2 separate regions of the Homo sapiens genome follow, and region 1 is linked to region 2. A link is a contact called in ENCODE Hi-C data. All regions are on one chromosome and are shown on one strand. Each heading gives the region's core, a stretch centred on a gene start or an enhancer-like site at or near the end of the contact. The rest is flanking DNA. Distances are from core to core; before and after follow the strand shown.

Region 1 (3,988 bases), core at 398-2,897, 7.0 Mb after region 2:
GGTAAAATGTAAAAACTAGATAAAGGAAAACAACGAATCCACAGTGAATGAAGTTGAAGATGCAAGTAGATTTTTATAAAATGGCTATTTGAGTGAATGACATCTCAGAGATAATCTTATTTACTGATAAAGAAATTGAGGCCACCTTAGAAAGACCAAAGAACCAGAAAAGGAGTGAAGGTCATGCCAAACAGTCCCTGCGTAACAGTGCCAGCAGCAAACTCTGGTCTGTCTTCCCAACGCACCACTCCCTTGACTATTCTTCCCACAGTAAACATTTAAAAGCTGCTGTTTAAACCTGTGAAACAAACAAACAAAAAACATGGCCACACTGTCAGAGAATCCAAAAAAGTTAGCTTGGAAAGTAGAAGAGGCAAATGGAAAGGGAAAGCTACTACTAGGTGCAGTGTGATGCAAGTAAAAGGTAGGAAAAAAGACTGAATTTGGTATTTCGAACGAAAGGTGCTGGTGAGAGGATTTATGATTAACCTGCGTTGTGACAAGAAACGTCGTCTTGTAAATAAGTATTTCCAGAGGAGACAGATTTCAGATGAGGAACTTGGAGCCCAGTAGTAATACTAATGCACCTGGAACAACAGATTACATGGTAAGTGACAGGTGAATGCGGGGGCACCAATGTAACAGAATCTTAAAGGGAGAGAGGCCAGATTTGAAAGAAAATTTTTTTTTATTAAAGTGGAGATGGTGGTACAACTGAAGAGGACTGCTAAGATTGTTAACGCACAGTCCCCCTCAATTTGTCCAGAGGATAACATATCCCTTCAGATACAAAGATTTTTTTTTTTGCTTGGCCAACTTTAGTCAGGTTTCTGAATCTTCTGCTAGGCTCTTCTGTACACTTTCTTTGTAAAATCCAGTTTAAGCAAAGAACTTTGCTAAGTCAGATTAGCAATAAACCCCCATCCTTGATAGCTGATCATCCTCAATATCTGATCAGGTTCTTCAGTCTCCACCATCCCCCAGGTGATGCCTCATTATCTTGGCCTGTCTTCAGCAAAAATCCTATTAGGTGGGTTTAGCCAAAATCCCCCTTACCCTGATGTTTCCTCTTAGTAATTATACATTCACTTACCACCGCTCCTTGGCTATAAATCTCCACTTGCCCATGCTGTATGAGGAGTTGAGCCCAATATCTCTTTCCCTACTGCAAGTCTCCATTGCAGTCAGTGGTCCCTATACCTGTTGCGATGGTCCTGAATAAAGCCCTCTTTTTGTGCTTTAACAAGTGTCACTAAATACTTTTTTCTTTAACAATAGCCCGTTCTCCAAACCCCTAACTCCAGAACTGTTTAGTTTTCAGGAAACCTGAGTGGGCCCAGGGTCTATACCATCGTGAGATTTGTGGGTTTAAGGCTGAATTTCTGCCCGTTTTTAGGTAAATGTTTTAGTGTGAAAGCTTGAACAATTGTAGGGAAAACCTTAGATTTGCCCCCAAAAATGACATTTTGCCGTTTTTGGTGGGGAGGGGTCAGGGCGCTGTGTTTAAGATCAGGCGTGTGAAAGCCCCTAAACGCCCTCCTTTCCTTTGGGAAGTCCCTATGGAGGGAAAGGCAGGTAGGCGCAGCGGTCCCCGCCCTCGCTCGCGGCGGGGCGGGGCGGGGCTGCGGGGGCGGGGCTGGGGCCGCACGGGCAGCGAGGATCCCTGGGAGGGCCAGGCCTGCGCGCTGCGAACCCACGTGACTTTTTCGCCTCCAGGGACACTGACGCATGCGCATCGTGCCCTGGACCAGGCGGCCGTGGCGCGGGTGGCGGCTGCTGTGCTGGCTGTGGGGACGGAGGCGGTGAAGTGCCATCTTCGGCTAGGTCGTCACAGGCTCCGGCTCATGGCATCAAGTGGCATCCATCATAAGGTCTGCTGGGGCGGGCTCCTTGAAATTAGCTGGGGCAGAGGGTGGTACTTGGTACTGAAAGGGGCCTGCCGGGTTTCAGGCCGCGCTCTGGCCGCGGCCTCCCTCTCCCGCCCTGTTTGAGGCCTGGCTCGGATTCAGCGCTCAGCTGTCCATTCCTTTCTCCTTCCCACCTGTTGGGTGGAGCGGTGCAAGGTATTTTTTTCTTAGACCAAACGTTTCACTTGAGGGGTGCGTTAGGTAGGGTGGAGAAGTGTGGGCCTCCTTCGCCTGGATTTAGGAAGATATTTGGGGGTAATTCTAAAGCCCTTGCTTCTCCCGGAGCTGGAACACGGCTGGGGTGGCTGGAAGTGGAAGGAGCACATTTGCAGCCGCCAGAGGATTGGGAAGATAATATACGTTCTATTACTAAGGCATGTGAGCGCCTTGTAGGGCACGTTCTGTCTTCTGACTACATAAGCAACACTTTTGCGACCCTAAGTCACAGCACCCACAGCTTTTGGCAGGATACTTTAAAACAGAAAAAACACATCATTGATCCTGGCAGGATTTTTTAAGGGATTGTGCTTAAGAATGTTTAACTTTGGTAATCAGAGACCACCACTGGTGTTTTTCTCCAAAATCACATCTTTAAGTTAATTAATACTTGAAGTTAATAAATAATACTGCTCAGTGTATTAGTAATGATGCCATAATACCATGTGAATTTATGCTGATTCAAATGTTGTTTTTTTCGTTTGATACTCATATGGCCTTCTGTTTGAGGACTTCAGATTATTTAGCAACTGATTTAATCTGTTCAGAAATAAACTTTGCTACAGCTGGAAAGCGTGAGGCTTGAGAAAGCAAGTTTTGGACAGGGACGTATGAAGCTCATGTTGAAACTTAAGTGTTTTAGGCTGTATGGGAGCTTGAATGGAGTGAAAAGAACAAGCGTCTACTGTCAGGTTTTCCTCCTCCCTCTAGATTTATAACCTCATTCTAGAGTTGCAAAAGTTGGAACTTTCCACTGTTCACTCTCTAGTAGGGATAAAGTGATGGAAAGGAGTTCTGTTAAAGAGGACTAGTACTTAGATTGTGAACTTTGAAGTAGGGGTTGAGCATAGATGGCTCATAGGTGGTATGAGACACTATTTGTGTAAAGTCTCAGAATATTTTTCCTTGCTTATAATTGAATAAGAAAGAAGATGTTTAAAAGTCAAATGATAAAAATTGTATGTGCTGTTTTCTGTGGTATGTTTTAACAAATCTACATGGAAGATAGGACTTCAAAAAAAATTAAAAATAGCCGAAGGAGGAAGAAGGTAGTGTAGTTCCAGCCAAATGGTACGTTTTCCAAAAAGCCGAAGATTGATGTAGACGTTTATGTAAATACATATACAAAATCTAGTTTCTGGAACACAGTGTTTAATATGTAGAGACTTTAAAAAGTCGGCGTGTGACTACTTAGCCCTTAAAAACAGCTGCCAAAACCAGTGGTTATGATAGTCTCTTTTCTTCTTACATCCCAAATCTCCAGATTGCCTTGTGGATGAGATTTGCTTATTGCAAAGCTACTTGTTTTGCTCTACCCAAAACTCCTTTCAGTCTTTAGTGATGACTTCAGATTTTTATATATTGCTGTGTTTATGAAAAAGAATAGTCAATGGTATAATTTTTAAGTACCTCTACAGGAATAAGAGGCATACAGAAAAAAAAAAAAAGGTATTAGGTCAAAAGATGGCATTTCACTCTCGTTGCCCAGGCTGGAGTGCAATGGCGCTATTGGCTCACCGCAACCTCCGCCTCCCGGGTTCAAGTCATTCTTCTGCCTCAGCCTCCCCAGTAGCTGGGATTACAGATGCGCGCCACCACGCCTAATTTTTTGTATTTTTAGTAGAAACGGGGTTTCACCATGTTAGCCAGGCTGGTCTAGAACTCCTGACTTCAGGTGATCTGCCTGCCTCGGCCTCCCAAAGTGCTGAGATGACAGGCATGAGCCACCGTGCCCGGCCCAAATGTCCCATTTTTAATTAAGTGTTAGTAATTGAAGTCATCCTCCAAAAGACCTTTTAAATTTTAAGATGGCATAATTGTCACTGAAATACTTAATGTACGTCATAATTATACTAAAAGTGAAA
Region 2 (4,007 bases), core at 562-3,061:
ATGGGTCATTTTTCTATTGTTTTATTTCCCTGTTTGCACCTTACAAGGAAAGTAACTTTGAAATAACATGTCTGCTTTTTGTTCTTTGTTTCTGCTTTCTTCAGCTCTCTGTCTATAAAGCCAACTTATTCTACTCAGCTCATTGGAACACATATTATACTTTATAGAATGAATTGTTGCTGGATTCTGGACTTGCAAATAAAGCCAAGTTAAGATCTTTAAGCTAAAGTGTATTTTTTGCCTTTTGACTTATGTGTTCACTCATTTACTCTTAACTATCCAATGAAACATGTACAGTATTTCTTTTGGCACAGCTTTACAGATGAGGAACCTGGGGCAAGAGTGCTGAGGAAGCTTGTTCAGGGTTTCAAAACTAGTAAGTGGTGAAACCACCCAGAAAATAGAGTCTCATGCACTTAACAGTCTAATTATGATTATACTTAGGTTGCTCCCAATGTTTGTTTATGTATATAACTATGCTTTAAAACATTTTTGTACATTGCAGTTGCACTCATGTGAGTATCGATGGGATACATTCCTCAAAATCAAATTTCTGTGTTGGAGGATATCCACATTTTTAGTTTTTATGGTTACTGTCAAATTCCCTTCCAAAGAAGTTGTGATAATGTGTACATTCACTGTCTGTGTGTGATAATTCCTGTTTCCTCACGAACTTGCCAAGGCTGTATACTATCAAACTATTGCCAATTTGGCAGCTAAAAAATACTATCTTTATTTTGCCTTAATTTGCATTTATTTATGAGAAGAATTGGGCATCCTTCCATCTGCTTATAAGCCATATGTGTTTATTTTTCTGTGAAATGCCTATTATATTTCTAAAAGATTTGGGGTATTTTTCTTATTGATTTCTAGAAGTTTTATATATGTGCATATATATAAAACGTATACACATATATAATTTCTACATAAAGCTTTGTGTCATTTTTGTTTTTTGTAGAGATGGGGGTCTCACTTTGTTGTTAGGGCTGATCGTGAACTCCTGGCTTCAAGTGATCCTCCAACCTCAGCCTTCTGAAGTGTTGGGATTATAGGCATGAGCCACTTCTCCTAGCCTGAGAGTTTTATATTTTAAGGAAAATAGTATTTTATCTTTCAATATATTGCAAATATTCTCTCCCCCACTTTTTAAAAAACTTTTGTCCTTGTTTATACTATTTGGTTCTAACAACAGAAAAGTTTTAAATCTTCATAGGAACTAATTTATCGACATATATTTATGGGTTGTGGATTTTATAGTTTTGATTTTAAAAAAGTTCTTTAACTTCAGAATTTTGAAAAATTGGGATATATTCTTTATTACAGTTATGGCTTCATTTTTTTCTTTCAAAATTAATCAGCTGGAATTTATTTTGGTATAAAGAGTGAGGGAATAATTCAGCTATACTTTTAGTTTAAATTGCTAACTGGTTGTCTCATCAAAATGTATTGAAATATCTTTCCTTTCTCCATCATTTGCTTATATGGCCATACTCCCTTATCTGTAGTTTCGCTTTCTGCATTTTCAGTTACCCAAGGTCAATCATGGTTTGATAATATTAAATAGAAATTTCTGGAAATAATGTTTTAGTTGCATGCTGTTCTGAATAGTGTGATAAAATCTCACACTGCCTTGCATTGTCCACACTGGACAAGAATCCTCCCTTTGTCCAGCGTATCCAGGCTGTCTACCTGCCCTTTAGTCACTCAGTGGCCCTCTTGGTTATCAGATTGACTGCAGCAGTATTCAGGTAGGAGATGAACGGGACTTATTTTCCCAGCACCAATCACGAGCCTGATGATCAAAACAGGATGCAGTGAAGAAACCGGTGGAAACCACCACATGGTGACAAAAGTGATCTCTAGTTGCTCTCACTGCTCATTAGCATAAAGACACTCCCACCAGCACCATGACAGTTTACAAATGCCATGACAACAACCCAGCAGTTATTTTATATGGTTTTGGAACTCCCTCACCCATTTTCTAGAAAATTCTGAATAATTCACTCCTTAATTAGTATACAGCTAAGAGTGGGTATAAACATAGCTAGCTACCAATCTACAGGAACTGCTACTCTGCACTGCTACTGTTGCTGTACGCTGATGCTGCTCCTCCTTCTCCTCCTCCTCCTTTTTGGGACTGCTGCTACTGCTCTGGCCTGCTCTGCCTATAGAGCAGCCACTTTGCTGTACACTGCTACTCTGGGCAATTCTGCCTATGGGAGAGCCCCGCTCTGTCTATGGACAGCCATTTTGCTGTACACTGTTGTTGTAATCTTTAATAAACTTGCTTTCTTTCACTGCTGTCTCTTGAATTATTTCCTGAATGAAGCCAAGAACCCTCTGGATTGAGCACCAATTTGGGGGTTTGTCTGCATCAGTGTTGTCATGGGTGATCAGCAACTATTTGAGGCCAGTGGTGTGGCGGTAAGAATAATTTACAAGACAGCTGTAGGTAAAGAAAGGCAGATTTAATAGAGAAAGTATGGAAATATGTTGCAAGAGTGGTTACAGACAGGTTAGCAAGAGAGGAGCTAACTGCAAAGAGACAAAGGCTTCCTGGGAATTTTATAGGATGGTGCTTATGCTGTGTGCTGAGGAGGGCTTTGTGCAGTTCTAATAATGCCAAAATTGCAGTATCCTAACTAACTTTTTTTAAATTTTAGTCAGCTGAGGATCTGGTGATAGCTGGGTACAGGAAGATTGTGTTATTTGCACAGGAGGGCTACATATCCTGGACCAAGAAGAAAGGCAGACTTAGAGCTTATCTGCTTTCTCTTTTTGCTTTCCCTCAGTTCCACCAACTTGACTCCCTCTCCTCAATTAAGACTCCACAAGTATCACGGTGTTTCTATTCAAGTAACCCTTACGTTTCTTCGTAATGGCCCCAAAGTGCAAGAGTAGTGATGCTGGTATATTGTATAATTGTTCTTTATTATTATTGTTGTTGTTGTTAATCTCTTACTTGCCTAATTCAAAAATTAAACTTTATCATAGATATGTGCGAAAAAACATAGTACTGTATTTATAAGGTTTAGTGCTATCCAAGGTTTCAGGCATCTACTGAGGTCTTGGAACGTATCCCCCTTAGATAAGGGAGGACTACTGTACTAATTCTCATATCTGCTTATATGTATTTTTGAACTCTTTGTAACCATTCCACAGTCTGGACACCTTGGCTTCTCTACACTCTCCTACCTGCCTCTATACACATTTCTATTCATTTTCAGAATGTTCTGGGTATTATCATCACATATTTACTTTTTTTTCAGTTAAACTGTAAAAATAGTTGGTCTCTTTACAAAAAGTTGTTATTCTAAATGATATTTCACTAAATATTTAGATTAATTTATGGGAAATGGAAATATTTACTATTGAGTATTCTTAACAAATAATAAGGTGTATATATATATATGTATATATATATATCCATTTATTTATATTTTTCACGTCCCTAAGAAAATTGTGATGTTGTTTTCCCCACCACTTCTTGTTTGTTACTTGGTTGTATGTATGTATTTGTGTGCACGTGAGTGTTGGTATTGGTATATAGGATCTTTCCTTATACTATTTTTGAATTGGTTATAGTTTTTATATAGGAAAGCTACTGGAGTTTTAGTATACAAATTTTGTAGCAGTTAGATGAGTGAATTATTTTGTGGTTTCTTTTTTTTTTCTGATTCCCTAGGATTTTAAAGATTCACAAGCATACAATTGTATCATCTGTAGATAATTTTGCTAACTCTTTTCCTCTAAAACCTTTATTTTTTTCTCTTAGATAATTGGATTGATCGGCACTTCCTGAATAGTGTAGATTAAAGCTTTAAAAAAATCTTGTTCTTGACTTTAATAAATAAGTTGTTGATGTTTAACCATCAACAACTTTTAGTAAATTACCTTTATTAAATGTATACCAATAGAGGGTATTTTCCAGATTTAGTCAGGATTTTTAAAATTTTGCTACCTAAATGATACTTTTTAATCTACAGAAATGAAAACTTTCTGCCTTT

The links. A loop is a pair of places that touch in the nucleus more often than their neighbours do. Pooled maps may share reads with other maps.
Region 1: a pooled map shows a loop between it and region 2 (5-fold over the local background). The contact joins the promoter of PRPF39-DT here to the enhancer-like site in region 2. A Hi-C loop is called at or near these places in 4 of 50 pooled maps.

The regions. Positions count from the first base shown.
Region 1 is chr14:45,082,379-45,086,366 of GRCh38, forward strand. It overlaps PRPF39-DT (PRPF39 divergent transcript), which reads right to left and starts at 1,648. Exons shown (of 2, transcript NR_184211.1): 1 at 1,094-1,648; 2 at 670-1,009. PRPF39 (pre-mRNA processing factor 39) reads left to right here and starts at 1,738. Exons shown (of 14, transcript NM_017922.4): 1 at 1,738-1,871. RefSeq lists a silencer at 1,443-1,732.
Region 2 is chr14:38,063,445-38,067,451 of GRCh38, forward strand. No RefSeq gene overlaps it. Among named protein-coding and RNA genes, the nearest start is that of SSTR1, 140 kb to the right of the region's middle. Within about 2 kb of position 1,812, at least 5 of the 41 ENCODE cell types and tissues checked have a DNase peak (open chromatin) inside an H3K27ac peak, as active enhancers do.